Linked DNA regions of Homo sapiens: region 2 is linked to region 1. The links are chromatin loops, found by intact Hi-C in ENCODE. Cell type or tissue: Calu3. All regions are shown on one strand.

Evidence for each region. A loop is a pair of places that touch in the nucleus more often than their neighbours do. Peaks named below come from ENCODE experiments on the same cell type or tissue, not always from the same donor. Only the 100,000 strongest peaks of a DNase experiment are listed, where the experiment ranks them.
Region 2: it touches region 1 in a loop (2.4-fold over the local background); 8 of 110 quality-filtered maps call a loop at or near these places.

What each region holds. Positions count from the first base shown.
Region 1 is chr20:58,432,679-58,440,678 of GRCh38, forward strand. It overlaps VAPB (VAMP associated protein B and C), which reads left to right. Exons shown (of 6, transcript NM_004738.5): 3 at 1,924-2,027; 4 at 6,267-6,347. Among named protein-coding and RNA genes, the nearest start is that of VAPB, 47 kb to the left of the region's middle. In Calu3, no CTCF peak of the experiment used is centred here; a DNase peak (open chromatin) is centred at 4,823.
Region 2 is chr20:58,247,511-58,255,510 of GRCh38, forward strand. It overlaps the pseudogene PPP4R1L. Among named protein-coding and RNA genes, the nearest start is that of ANKRD60, 23 kb to the left of the region's middle. In Calu3, no CTCF peak of the experiment used is centred here; a DNase peak (open chromatin) is centred at 4,731.

The sequences.
Region 1 (8,000 bases):
TAAAATGTGTGTTTTCGTTATTGCAATCTTAGGGGCAGGAAAAAAACACATTGGGAATTTGGCTTTCAGAAAAAGCATTGACCTGCCAGTCTGGTCATTTGTCCCTGAGGTTAAGTGTCAAGCCCAGGTCGGTAAATGTTCCAGGTCTGTCTGTAGGAAAGGTCAGCTCTTGCCAGCTCAGTGATGCCAGAGAAAGAGTTATGTTGATAAAAGGTTTACTCTCTGACAGTTATTGAATTTTGTCCTGAAGAAGTCTCCCAGCAAGGCTTCCTTGTAGCTCAGGGCCTTCAGGTGGGTCTTGTGGGCAGTGAAGCTGTCTGGGTGACTAGGGACACCAGTGCATTTAAGTCCAATGCATGGTTAGGTCTCAGTGGACTTTCTCTGTTCCCATGGTGAAGAGTGCTACTGCATCCCTAAGATGGATGGGGGAGGTTGGTATTTCTATCCTGTTTTGTGAATGGTTCCATTAGCTTTGTCGTGGGGCCTGGGTGCCAGATATAAATCTAGCTCATATTGGAGTGACTAGTGTGGTGAAAGGGGTGCTAGACTGCACTTGTAGTCAAGTCTTGGCTCTTTGTCCCAGTGTTGCCACTTCTTAACATTGTGACTTTGAGGGAGCCACTTCACTTTGTGGAATCCCAGATTCTTCATTTGTAGACCACGGCTATCCTGCTTTCTATCTGCTGCTGGCTGTGGTTGATTGTGTGGCTCTAGAGGAAGCACCTGGGAAGTCCTAAGTTGGGGTTTCAAGGCAAGAGAATGCTGATGAGGGCCCAGCAGAAAGGTGGTAGAAGCCCTGCTGGTGAGAAGCATAAGACTTGTACTGTCAGAGGACAAGGCACCAGTCCTTTGTGGTGGCTGTGAACTTAGGTCCCCACACCAACTGCCTGGGTTTGAGTCTGCACTCCACCAAGGTGTAACCTTGGGCAAATTCACCTCTCTGTGTTCATTCTTTTCATGTGAAAAGTAGACACCAGAATAGCCCCTCTCCCCCAACAATAGTACCTACTTTTTAAGGATTAAATGAGATGATGGTAAACCTAAGGGACAGAGCCCAGTTTCTGGCACATGGAGATACTCAGTCCATGCCCACTGTTGTGGTCAAGGCCACAGTAGGCTTTCCCTGCATGTGAAGTTGTCTCAGGGAACTTAACTAGATGTGTGGGTTAGCCAAAGCCTTGTAGCAAAGTAACATATTTTAAAGCAGCCATCATTTGATAGGAGTAGGCCCAGCTGTACTCTAGGAAGTAGGCTGAAGGGAGCCACTTGGGGTAGGAAGGCACCTCCCTCCATGCAGTGGGTGTGACTCATCCACAGGATCCTCTGTGTGAGATTTCTCTAGGTTCTTAGGGAAAAAAAAGGGGGAGTATAAGCTGATACCGTTTTCCCTGCTGTGTGAGTGTCCTGATTGTAAAAATTTTCTAGCTTTATGTTGGCAAAATTGTATTTCAAGGATTACCTTGATTAGCTATATGAGAAATGGGTTGGAGAGAAGCTACAACAGTTCCTTAAATGTTCTTAAACATCTTAGATTATTCTATTTAATTCCTGAAGAGATCATTTGGATATGTTTTCTTGAGCAAAACAGGCAGATGGTGTTGCTACCCAGTTTCCCAATTCTGTAAGGCCTGTAGCAGACATTTACGGTAGGCTTGCAGTAGTGAAAGATCCATGGACTAGGAATCAGAAGACTGGGTCCTCGGCCTTATTCCCAGCTCTGTCATGCGTGATTTTGTGGCTCTTAGGTTGGTGACCTGCAAAATGGAGATGTTGGTCATCCTTGCTTACTTCACCAGGGGCGTCCATCCTAAGACATAAGAGAATGCCGGTAAATTGCTTTACAACCAAAGTACAAGTATTAGCATAATAAATGGCACTGACAACCAAGCTCTGACCCTCCTAATGAAATATTTTCTTTCTCAGTGATGTTACAGCCTTTCGATTATGATCCCAATGAGAAAAGTAAACACAAGTTTATGGTTCAGTCTATGTTTGCTCCAACTGACACTTCAGATATGGAAGCAGTAGTAAGTACTGAATGCTTCTTATTTTTTTCAGTAACAATAATTTAAAAAACCAATTAGATATGGAATTGTGGGTGCATGCATTTCAAAATATGTCAAAATTATTTAAAAGGGAATAGTTTTTTTTCAAGGAGGTTTGTACTTTATCTACCTTTATGGTTTTTCTAAAACTTTGAGGAATAATTTTAACATTTTTTGTGACTTTCTAGAAGGCTGTTCTTTTCTGACTTTCCTGAGCTCAGTGTGCTTCAGCAGCTCCTTGCACTGGTGGATGGTGTCTTGCATGGTTAGGGATTGCCTTCTTTCGCCTCTCCTTTCTGCCCCGACAGAAAAGGATACTTTTCATTGTCCCGCCTTTTTCTTACTTGTCTTCTCATCCCCCACAAACTCAAGAGCCATGTGAGAGTGTCAGTGCTGAATGTCCTCACCCATTTAGACATACATGTTTGTGGCTTTGTTCTAGTAAATATGCTTATTTATTTTCCCCCCTGCTTAAATCTATGTTTAACTTTTCTCTAATTTTGATAAAATTAAGATGACTTCATTTTTATAAAAGAAATAAGTGATGTTAGTGATGGTTTTGGAAAAAAAAAAAAGAGTATAATGGACATTCCCTCCAAAACGAGCTTTTTATACATTTGAATAAGTCCATTGGCATTCTGGGGCTGGGAGTTGAATTGAAATCTACAATACAACCCACAGCCCCAGCAGGGACAGATGCGCTTGTCCTTACAGTTCAGGAAAGCAGGACAGGGTTGCCTCATACCACTTGCATTGCTCTCCAGTTTTGGCCCGCCCAAAGGGGAGCCCCGAGTCATCCACGGCAGGTCTGCCCACCTGAGTCCGCTGTTCATCACACCATACTGCAGTTCTCCTCTGTCTGAGTTTCATACCAAGGGCAACTCAGGCCAAGACCACCCCATGCCCTATGTCACCACATAGCCTTTTGTTTAAGTTCTGGAGAAGCATCTCCGCTGATGTTTCACTTGTAGGCAGAAAATGAAGGAGGAGGCCAGATATTTTTGACTTTTAGAGAGATCAGTGATAATAGGCTGTCTTCTTTTCATAAGAACAATTCTTATGAAAACTTTCTCTGATTTTCTGCAACATGATGTGTTACTTCATGTTAATTTGTGTGATCAAAGAAACATGGCAGATAGAAAATAATGGAAGATCCAAGGGTGTGTTCTGTTTGGCTTCTGCTGCATGGCATAGTGAAAAGAGCATGGGCTTGGGTGTTTTCGAGCTGAGTTCTTCCTTTTACTGACGTTGTGGCTGGGAGCAGGTTTTATTAACTCTGTTGAGGTTTTGATCATTTGTAAAATAGGGATAAAAATGCAGCTCACACAGTGGTGAGTATGAAGTGTGCCTGTGTAAGTGCCTGGTGGGTCCAGTGTCTGACACTTGCTTATCAGAGTGTGTAATAGGCCAGTCACTGCATATCTAGTAAAGGGTCATTTTAGTTCCTTGTATGATGATATAAGTTTAAATTTTTTTTATATAAAATGTACATTGTGGGAAATTTTGGAAATACACAAATGAAAAAAATTTAAAGTGACCCATAGTTCTTTTCTACTAGGCCTAACCATCATTAATGAGAAATGAGAGCTTTGTGTTTTTCTTCCTTTTTTTTTTTTTTTTTTTTTTTGGAGACATGATTTTACTGTGTCACCTAGGCTGGAATGCAGTGGAGTGATCTCAGCTCGCTGCAGCCTCCACCTCCTGGGCTCAAGTGATCCTCCCACCTCAGCCTCCCAAGTAGCTGGGACCACAGGAGCGCACCACCATGCCTGGCTAATTTTTTTGTAGAGACAGGTTTTCTCCATGTTGCCCAAGCTGGTCTCAAACTCCTGGACTCAAGCGATCTGCCCACCTCAGCCTCCCAAAGTGGTAGGATTACAGGCATGAGCCACTGCCCCAGCCTGCTTTTTCTTTATTTTAAAATGTTTTTCTTTTTATTGTGATATACAGAAAGTTGAAAAAATAGCATGGTGACCACTCATATAACTTTTACCTAGATTTACATTTGTTAACATGTTGTGACATTTGCTTCCTTTCTGTCACAAACTTTCTTATTTGCTTGAGATGCAAATTTATGACACTTCACCCCTAAATGCTTCAGAGCAAGGACAGTCTCTTATATAGTCATGATACTATTAATCATAGCTGAAAAAAGTAACTTCAATTCAGTATTATTATGTGATAAATTCATATTCATTATTTCCTAGTTGTTCCAAAAGTGACCTTTAGTAGAGGACACCCAAACCTTTTTGTTTTTCAAACTTTGAACTTTTTTTTTTTTTTTTTTTTTTTTTGAGACAAAGTCTTGCTTTGTCACCAAGGCTGAAGTGCAGTGGTGCAGTCATGGCTTGACCTCCACCTCAGCTGTTCGAGTAACTAAAACTACAGGCATGCCACCATGCCGGCTATTTTTTTATTTTTTTATAGAGTTGGGGTCTCACTATGTTGCCCAGGCTGGTCTTGAACTTCTGGGCTCAAGTGATCCTCCTGCCTCTGCCTCTCGAAGTGCTGGGATTACAGGTGTGAGCCACTGCACCCTGCCCAAACTTTGAACTTCTTTTTTTTTTTAAGAGTCCAGGCCAGTTGACTTACAGAATGTCCTGTATTCTGGATTTATTTGATTATTTCCTCATGATTAAATTCAAGTTAAATGTGTTTTGGCAAGAATATTCCATAGTTGGTATTTCATACCAGGTTGTTCCGCTGTTGGTGATGCTGTTTGATCACTTGGTTAAGATGGTGACTGCCAGCTCTCTCCACTGTCATAGCACAAAGCACATTTGCCCCTGTGGTTAATAGGTAATCTGTGATACTCTGAGTCATCTGATACTTTGAGACCATGTGAATATCCTGCTCGCCAGCAGTCTTTCACCTGGTGCTTTTAGCATTCAGTGATGATCCTTGCTTGATATTTTTTTTGACTTATGTGGTAGGCACACGTGTACAGGTGTGTGTGTGCAGAGGAGCAGACTTCAGTATTCTTTGCGATTTTTTCACTTAACATTCTGGACATTTTCTCCATCTAACTGAGTGCTCTTCAGCATCATTTGAGTGGCAGCATGCTGTTCCGTTTAGTGGATCTGCCATAATTTTTGTGGCAGTCCCCTAGGGTCAGATGTATAGATTGCTTCCCACTTTTGGTTCTTGGTACCTGTGTTACAGTAGCTGCCTCTTGCATGGTTTTGGGAAGGGTTGAGGGCATGGAGGGTGGGGGTGCCTTCTTTTTCTATATCATAACCTTGCTGCTATCCTGGTCTGTAATCCTAGAATACCCTGGAATTCCCATCTTCTGCTGCCAAAAGGAGAAGTAATCAGGAGCGTATCCTCTTAGGACATGGGATTTAGCTAGGAAGGTGCTCTCACTACAGCCTGGAGGGATGGAGATGGGTCTTGGGGTAGACACAGCCCACACACTGCCACAGTGACAGAGGAGGGATTTGGTAATGAATGTGTTCCGTTGGTAGTTGGCAGAGTGGTTCTGAAACTAGTCCCAGATAGTATGCGCTTATACTTTCTAGATATGCCTTTAAAATAAGTTTCATTTTCTCATTTTAATTTAATTTATTATTTTTGAGACAGAGTCTCTCAGTGTCCCCCAGCCTGGAGTACAGTGGCATGATCATGGCTCACTGCAGCCTCCACCTCCTGGGCCCAAGTGATCCTCCCTCCTCAGCCTCCTGAGTAGCTGGGACCACAGGCATGTGCCTCCATGCTTAGCTAATTTTTTAATTTTTTTGTAGAGATGACGTCTCCTTACGTTGTGCAGACTGGTCTCAAACTGCTGGGCTCAACCAGTCCCTCCACCTCAGCCTCCCAAAGTGCTGGGATTACAGGCATAAGCCACCATGCCCAGCTGAAAACAAGTTTTATTTTCATAAGGAGAGCCAAGGTTACCTGGTCATCCAGACATTGTTTAGAGGATTCCTTTTTGTTCAGTGGTGGGCCTGTCCCACAGAGTAGCAACATGGGGAGCATTGGTTGACTTTGAGGAGTCAGGCAGCAAGACTTCAGGGTTTATGAAGTGTAATATTTTGAGAAAGTGAGTGTATTTAATCTTGTCATGTTACAAATATTGAAATCTCAGCAGACTTCAGTTCTTTATTTGATATACATCAGGGCTTTCTCATTAAGAGTATTTTTCTGAAATTGTCAGTTATAGGAAGAAAGTTATTCTTCCAGCAGGTTTATAATATCTTGATTATTAAATTTAAATTGTTTTAGTGGAAGGAGGCAAAACCGGAAGACCTTATGGATTCAAAACTTAGATGTGTGTTTGAATTGCCAGCAGAGAATGATAAACCAGTAAGTATATTTATAGTTAACAATAATTGAATGTTGTAAGCTGATACTTATTTGCATACCATTTCCTGCAAAACCAAGATTTAAGTTGGCAAATTATTTTCCTTTATCTGATGTCTGAAGAAAAAAAATAAGCTGAAGTCAGCAAATAAGTGGGCCTTTATGAAATCAGCCTTTGAAAAACTCACGGAAAGACAACTGATTGACAGTGTTTCCCCTTGAAAAGTGCAGCCCGATGGCCATTGAGATGTCATAAATCCTGAAGAGCTTCTGTGGCCTGGCAAAGGTATAGGTTGCTGTTAAACAGTGGGTGAGAGTGAAAGAGGGAACAATTTGCCCTTTATCATGGTGGTTGATGGACGTGTGGGAAGCTTTCAAGTTCTCTTGTTTTACAAAGTGCCCTGTCAGCCTCCCTACCCCTTTTACCCTATCTACCTCTTCAATCAAAGGCTGCTTTTAGATGAGGATTTCTCAGCCTCAACACTGTTGATATTTGGGGCAAATCCTTGGTGGTGGTGGAGGTTGCCCTGTGTACTGTAGGGTGTTTTATTAATAGCAGCATCCCTGGCTTCTGCCCTCTTGATACTGGTAGTACTTCCCAGTTGTGACAACTAAAAATGTCTCCAGATATTGCCACATGTGTCCTGGAGGGCAATATCAACCCCCATTGAGAGTGATCCCATTCCGGTGTTGCCTGTGGGGAGAAGGAAGGAGCCCCATCCTCTAGGCTGTCCACTGTGAGCGCTTTACCTTTCATGATCCTCACTTGTGACCAGTTGAAGAAAGGAGACTGTATCTGAAATGCTAATTTGGACTTCCCTTCAACCTAGTCGAAAACATTTTAATTTTTATAAAAACACCAAAACTGTGAAAGCATGCAGCATGTGAAACTATCCTAGCCATTAATAGCTGGAGTTGGGAAACAGAAGTACCCTGAAATGTTGTGTTAACAGTATCTATGTTGGTCTGCGCGAGTGCTGTTGATTTGTGTCAAAACTACCTGAGATTTTATTTCTGCTGAATCATTTACCACTATCATTACCCTGTTTCTTTAAGTGGATAGTGGTCATTTTTTCCCTCTTCCCAGTGTACATCCTGTCACAGGAAGGTCAGTTTGGAAGCTGTGAAAGCAGTATTCTGGCCTCAGCTCTGTGATAGGTTGACTTGGTAGCCTGGGGCCTTGCTTCACAGGGCCTACTCTTCTCATCTGGAAAATGATGGGTAGAGCTAGATTCCAGGCCAATGATCGTCAGTTACTCTTTCCCTGACAAGCTGCGTGCTTCCATGCCCTCCCTCCACTGACTGGCTCTCATCCCCTGTAAATCTCAAGAGGGGATCATAGCTGAATCTTGGCAGGGGAAATAAGGGGAGTATGTAACTTCCCAAGATTGAAACATTGCAGACACTGAGTTTGTTTCACCTTCATCCCAGCTTCCAAATGCTAAGTTGGTAAAGTAATTCGCCCTCTGTCTAATGCTCTCCCAAGCCTCCTAACCCCACTAAGGCAATCCTAGGGATGTTCACATCTTTGTGGTGACAGTAATTTGTGGCTAATAATTCCTGAGCTTGCACAATTACAGTATGCTGATTTTTCCGTGGCAGGAATTTGATAGTGCAATATACACAGCCCTTTTTCTCTTTCTTTGAAGTATTAGT
Region 2 (8,000 bases), 190 kb before region 1:
AACCAGAAAGAACAGTGCAGTGAATGAACGCAGCATCGGCCAGCGGCGGTGGCCAGGACTGAGCCCAGGCTGAAACAGATAGTTGGACACCACACAAGCTACTCTCCACCACATTACATCTATGGAGATTTATTGCTTTCTAAATCATTCCCTAAATTCCAAATACTATTATTCAACAGAAAGTAAGGAAAAATTTAGCCCCATTATACTGTTTTCATTCTTCCAGAATATTAATTTTATATGAATAATACATTTTATATCAAGTATTTGAACAGGCCTTATTAATCATTACAGACATGTTTATGATAGCAACAGAAAAGGTAACAGTTCAGTTACATAGTTTTTTCTTTCTCAATTATGATTTTCATGATATTCGTTCACTATAAATGGTACGGTGTACCTCACCTTCTTAACTCACCCCAAGCTTTTGAGATTTTAGTTTCCCTGAGACCTCACAAGGTCTAAATGTGATTATGGCAATCAGTAACTGAAGGGACAAAATACAAAGTTACAAGCCCAGAAGTGAATCCCAGCCTGGAAGCCAGACGTAGCTGTTCAGTTGGTCAACAGAGGCTGGTGTCTGGACAGGGCTGCTGGCACTCACCCATCGGCAGGGGTCGCTGACAAGTCTGATGAAGAGCGGGAAGAGCTGGGTTCTGCGGACCCCAGGGGAGGAGCTGTGCGACACAGCCGTGAAGCATTCTGCACAGGCTTTCCGCATGCCCCAAACAGCATCAGAGCAGAGCTCAAAGAACTTTGGGATCTGCCAAAACAAACAAAAGAGTGCTACTCCAATCGGAGACTCTGAGGAAGAGCAGAACCTGTTTTTTTTATTTATTTATTTATTTATTTATTTATTTATTTATTTATTTATTTATTTTTGTGAGACAGAGTCTCACTCTGTTGCCCAGGCTGGAGTGCAGTGGCGCGATCTCGGCTCACTGAAACCTCCGCCTCCCAGGTTCAAGCGATTCCTGTGCCTTAGCCTCCCGAGTAGCTGGGATTACAGGCATGTGCCACCACATCCGGCTAATTTTTTTGTACGTTTAGTAGAGATGGAGTTTCTCCACATTGGCCAGGCTAGTCTCAAACTTCTGGCCTCAAGTGACCAGCCCACCTTGGCCTCCCAAAGTGCTGGAACCTATTTTAATGAAGCAGTGAAGGCATATGCAGAAATTAATGACAAGGAAAAGGAAAATACATACTGGTCTAAAAGGAATCATTTGAAACAAACAGATATTATGAGAAGTGGAAGAAATAAACATTTCTTTTACCTCCTAATTTTAGTAAATGACTTGGTTACCTTTAACAGATAATAGAGAAAATCCCAAAAAGGGCAGAATGACCGATATTTGTTAGGTAAATTGTAGAGAAGATTGTGAAAGACTCTGAAACAGTAGATGTCCCAACTAACTCACCCACCCAGGTATCACTGTCTTTGCCTAGCTATTTTACAACTCTGAAGTGATAGAAGGTAGGTTGCTAAAACCTGATAGTAATGCAAATAATTCCTGCCAACAGAAATGCAAATTGTGTCCAGTGAAATGTAATCAATTATCACCCTGGATATTGACCAGTTTTGAATTCATTTGTAAGTTCACTTCGATATTCCTTGCTCTGACTATAAATGAGTACTTTGAGTTCTCCATTAAACTGGCTGTAATATCTTACTGGTTTTCCTCACTAATAAATGAGTTAAATAAAATCTTTGAAATACGTTCATTTCATATCTCTATAAAGGTCATGATTACATCCCCTTTTAAAGTGTATCCTTTAAAAGGGCTTTGTTTTTAATATCCTAATGTAAAATAGCCTAAAATGCTTCGCAAATGGGAATATGATATAATCATGCCAATATCTACCTACAAATGATTAGCATGTTACTCACTGCCATTCTTCATTCAGATATATTAAGTAGAAGATAACATTCACTGTAGATGGGCGTGGTGACTCACGCCTGTAATCCCAGCACTCTGGGAGGCCGAGGCGGGTGGATCATGAGGTCAGGAGTTTGAGACCAGCCTGGCCAACATGGTGAAACCCTGTCTCTACTAAAAATACAAAAATTAGCCAGGCACGGTGGTGCATGCCTGTAATCCCAGCTACTCAGGAGACTAAGGCAGGATCCAGCCTTAGCTTGAATCCAGGAGGCAGAGGTTGCAGTGAGCCGAGATCACACCACTGCACTCTAGCCTGGGTGACAGAGCAAGACTCTGTCTCACAAAAAAAAAAAAAAAAAAAAAAAAAAAAAAAAAAAAAAAAAAAAAAAAAAAAATTCACTATATATTCAAAGCAACAGCCCATTAAAAATTATTCTTGGGTTAGAACTGTGCTGACATGGCTTATACTTTAAACAAAATAAAATGAGCTTCTGAACTTAAATTTAAAAATCAATTTAAAGATTAAACTTTTTGAGGTCAAAATCTCACCCATACAAGGAGTATATTCTGTCAAATAAAACTGACAAATGCTTATGGAGCAAGGTTCTCTAGGGGCCGGGCACTGACGGGGTAGACACTGGGGAAACAAGGATGAACACAACACGGTCCCTGCCCTCAAGAAGCTCCTCAGCTCCTCTGAACAAATGCTACCAGGAAGCTGAGAAGGGAGAAGCTGATTCTCTCTGGCACTGCAGGTAGGTCAGCCTAGACAAGGAAAGAACTTCACAGAGGCAATTCAAGCTGGGTTGGAAGTGTGAGGAGGGTCCCACCAGGCAGGGAAGATGCTCTTAGTGAGCACAGGCCCAGAGGTACGAAAGAGCAAGAAGTCTCAAGGATGCTGAAGTCACCTGGCTGCTTAGGGAAGTGGATCTCTACTCTGCTATGCATCAGAATCATGTGGGACTTTATCAAAAATGCAGATGCCTGGGCCCCCCCAGGCTTCAGATATATGGCCAGAGGTGAGACCCACCGAGGCCAGGGTAGTGTTCAGAACTGAGAAAGGGGACTGGAGGTGAGGCAGAAAAGGCATCTACGAAGGGACCTGGAAGGCCCAGAAGGCTCTAGATTTTAACCTGTAAACCAAGAAAAAAATCCCAATGGTTTTGAGGCCCAGGAGTGAGGTGGTAGAGTGGTGTTCTAGAAAGAGCAGCAGAGAGAGAAGAGAGAGAGCAACTTGGACAGTGAGAAGAAGGCAGGGAAAAGTGACTTGTAAGGAGGAGACAGCCAAGCCCACCGGAAAAAAGATGGGGGTTGCTTCCAGCCCATTCCACAGACCAGCTACCTAATGCTTAGGAAAATGTTAGCTTCAGAAGTTATGAAATTTGAAATTAACAAATGCAAAATTGAGCTGCCATTCATAAATACAAAACTTAAGTGATTTTGAAAGTGCATTAAGAAGCAAATCAACAATTACAATTGGCCAAAATGTCACATACCAAAAATTTCTCAGTGGCTTCTTGTCCAACAGCATGACAAATATCACCAAAATTTGCAGCACAAACCTTAAAAAGGCAAAAGGCATATCCATTATTCTTATCTTTCTTTTTGTCTTAACAAATTGTAAAAACTAACAAGCAGGAACTTTGAGAGCAATTACCCCGCTAGTCAGGCAGCTAACGAGCCTTTCCCAAGCCCATCGCCCATACAGCACAACGCCAGATGCCTCCATTGCATCAAAAACAGAAGATTTACAATAAGGTGCCAAATTCTAAGATTTTCTGGCTCCTAATTGATCTTGATACAGAATGCATGTTAGCGATAAGGCAAAAGAGGCCCCTTAACATTCCCTGCATGGTAAAGGAGACCTGCTGTTCTGCCTGTGTATCATGAACAGAGACCAGAGGGGTGATGGCCAGTTACACAGCAAGGTGCAAGGTGAGGCTGTTTAGGGAAGGATGGTAACGAACTTCAAAAGGAAGAATTTGACAACCAAGTGACAAGTGACTAAAAGGGAATTTGGGGTTGGAAGGTATAGCAAAGATAAGAAGGTTCTGGATCAAATCACCACAGATAATCAAAGACCTTGCAAGCCTGGGCATCTAACCATAAACCAGCAAGGTCCCCTAACTCTCACCCTGTGCCTGAGGGCAACAGGTCTAGTCATACAGACTCTTTATCTCCAGGTCTCTACGCATTTCTTAACTGCAGTAAAAACTGGCAACGCTGTTCAGATATTTTCCTTACATAGTTCACACTGGACACATTTTTCCCCCAGACTATGTCTACTGAAGAAGTCCAAAACCTTTAGAAAAATCAATTTTGAACTTTTTTTAACTTTAAGAGTTTTAGAATTCTTACATTCCTACCTTCCGAACTTGAAAGAGCTTCCTGTCACCACACAGTTCACAGAATCGGGGGAGTAGCAGGCGTTCAACGGTACTCTTACTCAGCATTGAAGCCATTTTGCAGATTATCTATAAATTTTTTTAAAAAATCGAATCATTTAAAATGTCAAAGCATGTAAGTCACATGTAGCACTAAAGATATATTCCAAAAGCCAATATTCAAAATATTCCCAACATACCTAAGAAGGAAAAATAAAAAACACCTTCTTTTGAGTTTTGTCAAGTTATAAGATCAACAGAAGGCCCAACATTTCTCCAGTTTGACTCAGGTAACTGTTTGTCAGAAGCTCAAGAGTTACAATCTGCCAGGTCCCCACCTTGTGCCCAATACACAAACAAACAAAAATGTATGTGCATTGGCTCATTTTACCTTCCCAAGAATCCTATGACATGGGCATTATTTATCCTCATGTTTCCGGATGGGGAAATGCTGCAAGAGGTTAAATAGAATGACTAAACACAAACAGTGGGGAGGTGAGTCATCCAGTGACAGCAAGACATGGTAAGCACTGGAAGATGATCACATTCTGGAGAAACTAAAGACTAGACCCTTACAAGAAAAAAAAAAAAAAAAAAAAAAAGATTAAATTTTGCATTTATGCTGCTTTTTGCCTGAGGGTACTTCCCGTTCTACATGGCTATACAGGGTAGCTAGACCTCAAGCAAAAGCAACAGGTAGAAGTCCTAGCCAGAGCAATCAGACAAGAGAAAGAAAACAAGGCATCCCAACCAGAAAAAAGGAACTATCTGTGTTTGCTGATGATATGATCTCATACCTAGAAAACCCTAAAGACTCCTCCAAAAGACTCCTAGATTTGATAAATGAATTCAGTAAAGTCTTGGGTTATAAAACCAATGTATACAAATTAGTAGCACTGCTTTATACGAACAATGAGCAAGATGAGAATCAAATCAAGAACTCAATAGCTACAAAAAATAAAAATAAAATACTTAACCAAGGAGGTAAAAGATCTCTACAAACAGAACTACAAAACCCTGCCCAAAGAAATCACAGATGACACAAACAAATGTAAATACATCCCATGTTCATGGATTAGAAGAATCAATATCATAAAAATGACCACATTGCCCAAAGTAATCTACAGATTTAATGCAATTCTTATCAAAATATCAATTCATTATTCACAGAATTAGGAAAAAAAATCCTAAAATTCATATAGAATTAAAAAAGTCAGAATAGCCACAGCAACACCAAGCTAAAAGAACAAATCTGGAGGCATCACATTACCCAACTTCAAATTATAGTACAAGGCTATAGTAACCAAAACACCACGGTAATAGTATAAAAGCAAACCACTGCAACAGAATAGAGAACCCAGAAATAAAGCCAAATACTTACAACCAACTGATCTTTCACAATGCATACAAAACATACACTGGAGAAAGGATATTCTATTCAATAAATGGTGCTGGGAAAACTGGCTAGCTACATGGAGAAGAACGAAACTGGATCCTTATCTCTCCCTTTATACAAAAATCTACTCAAGATTTTAAATCTAAGACCTGAAACCATAAACATTATAGAAGAAAATCTAGGAAAAACTCTTTCTGGACACTGGTGTAGGCAAAGAATTTATGACTAAGACCCCAAAAGCAAATTTAACAAAAACCAATATAAATAAATGCGATCTAATTAAACTAAAAAGCTTCTGCACAGCAAAAGAAATAGTCATCAAAGAGACAACTCACAGAATGGGAGAAAATATTTGCGAACCATGCATCCAACAAAGAACTAATATCCAGAATCTACAAGGAACTCAAACAAATCAAAGAAAAAAACAAATAATCCCACTGAAAAGTGGGCCAATGATATGAATAGGACATTTCTCAAAAGAAGATATACAAATGGCCAAGAAGCATATAAAAAAAATTCAACATCACTAATTATCAGACAAATGCAAGCTAAAACCACATTGACATACCACGTTACCCTAGCCAGAATGGCCATTATTAAAAAGTCAAAAAACATAGATGTTGGCATGAATGTGGTGAAAAGGGAATGCTTATATACTGCTGGTGGGGATATAAATTAGTACAACTTCTATGGAAAACATTACGGAGAATTCTCAAAGAACTAAAAGTAGGTCTACCATTCGATCCAGCAATCCCACTACTGGGTATCTACCCAAAGGGAAGGAAATCACTGTATCAAAAAGACACCTGTATGCATATGTTTATTGTAACACAATTCACAATTGCAAAGATATGGAATCAATCTAAGTGCCCATCAACCGATGAGAAGACAAAGAAAATGTGGTAGTCTGGGTAGTGAGACCTGTCTCTACAAAAACTAAACAAAATTAGCTGGGTGTAGTGGTACACGCCTGTAGTCCCAGCTACCTGGGAGACTGAGGTGGGAGGATCACTTGAGCCGAGGAGGTTGAGGCTGCAGTAACCCAAGGTTGCACCACTGCACTCCAGCCTGGGCAACAGAGCAAGATGCTATCTCAAAAAAAGGAAAAAAAAAAAAAAAATATATATATATATATATATATTTTAATGTGGTATATATATATATACCATGGAATACTACTCAGCCATAAAAAAGAACAAAATAATGTCTTTTGCAGTAACTTAGATGGAACTGCAGGACATTATTCTAAGTGAAGTAACTCAGGAATGGAAAACCAAATGCCCCATGTTCTCACTTATAAATGGAAGCTAAGCTATGGGTATGCAAAGGCAAATACAGTCATATAATGGAAACTGAAGACTCAGAAGGGGAGAGGGTCAGAATGGGGTGATGAATGAAAAACCACCTATTGGTGTTCAGTGTACACTACTCAAGTGATGCGTACCCTAATATCCTAGACTTCACCACTATACAATTCATCCATGTTGCCAAAAACCACTTGTATCCCTAAAGCTAGTGAAATAAATACATATATACATACATAAATTTTTTAAAGCTACAGTTTTACTGTGAAGGAAGGAGGGAGCCAAAGAAAGGAAAGCTCCAAAATCTGTGGTTAAATCTTACCCTAATCCTTAGCTGATCTCTGAACTGGGCATGCACAGGGGAGATGGTGAGGTTCATAGAGAAACAGTAACTTAAGGATGAAAGAAGTGAGCTGTTTCAGCTGCTGCCTACTACAGGAAAAACAGAATCTGAACTGCTTTCTAGAACAAAGTCAATATCTCTAGAGGTAAACAACAAAATCCAGAGTTTCTACAATGTTTCAACAAAATACAATAGAAAATGAAAAATCTATAGACATGAGAAGAAATAAGAAAATGTGACCCACAGTCAAGAAAAATATCAGTCAGCAGAAAAAACACCCACAGAAAATCCAGATATTAGAATTAGAAGACTTTAAAAGGAATTTAAAGCAGCTATTACAAATATGCTCAAGTACAAAGAGGAAAACAGGGCCACAATGAATGAACAGATTAGGAATCTTATCAAAGAAATGGAAACTATAAAAAAGAACCAAGACTTCTGGTAATAGCAAAGTCTAAGTTAGACTAACCCTCCTGAAGCTAAAAATTATAGAATCTTGACAAAACATAAAAAAAACACCATTTGAAAGCAGCGGAAAGCAACCAAAAGGCAGAAACTGGAAGAGGGGCTACTCTTAAAAGATACACTGCAACAGGAGAGATTTGCAAGCAAGGTCCAAAATCTGTGCATAAAATGTGCTTAAATCTTTGGCTAACTGCTAAACTACATATATGTGAGGGGGATCCCAGAGGA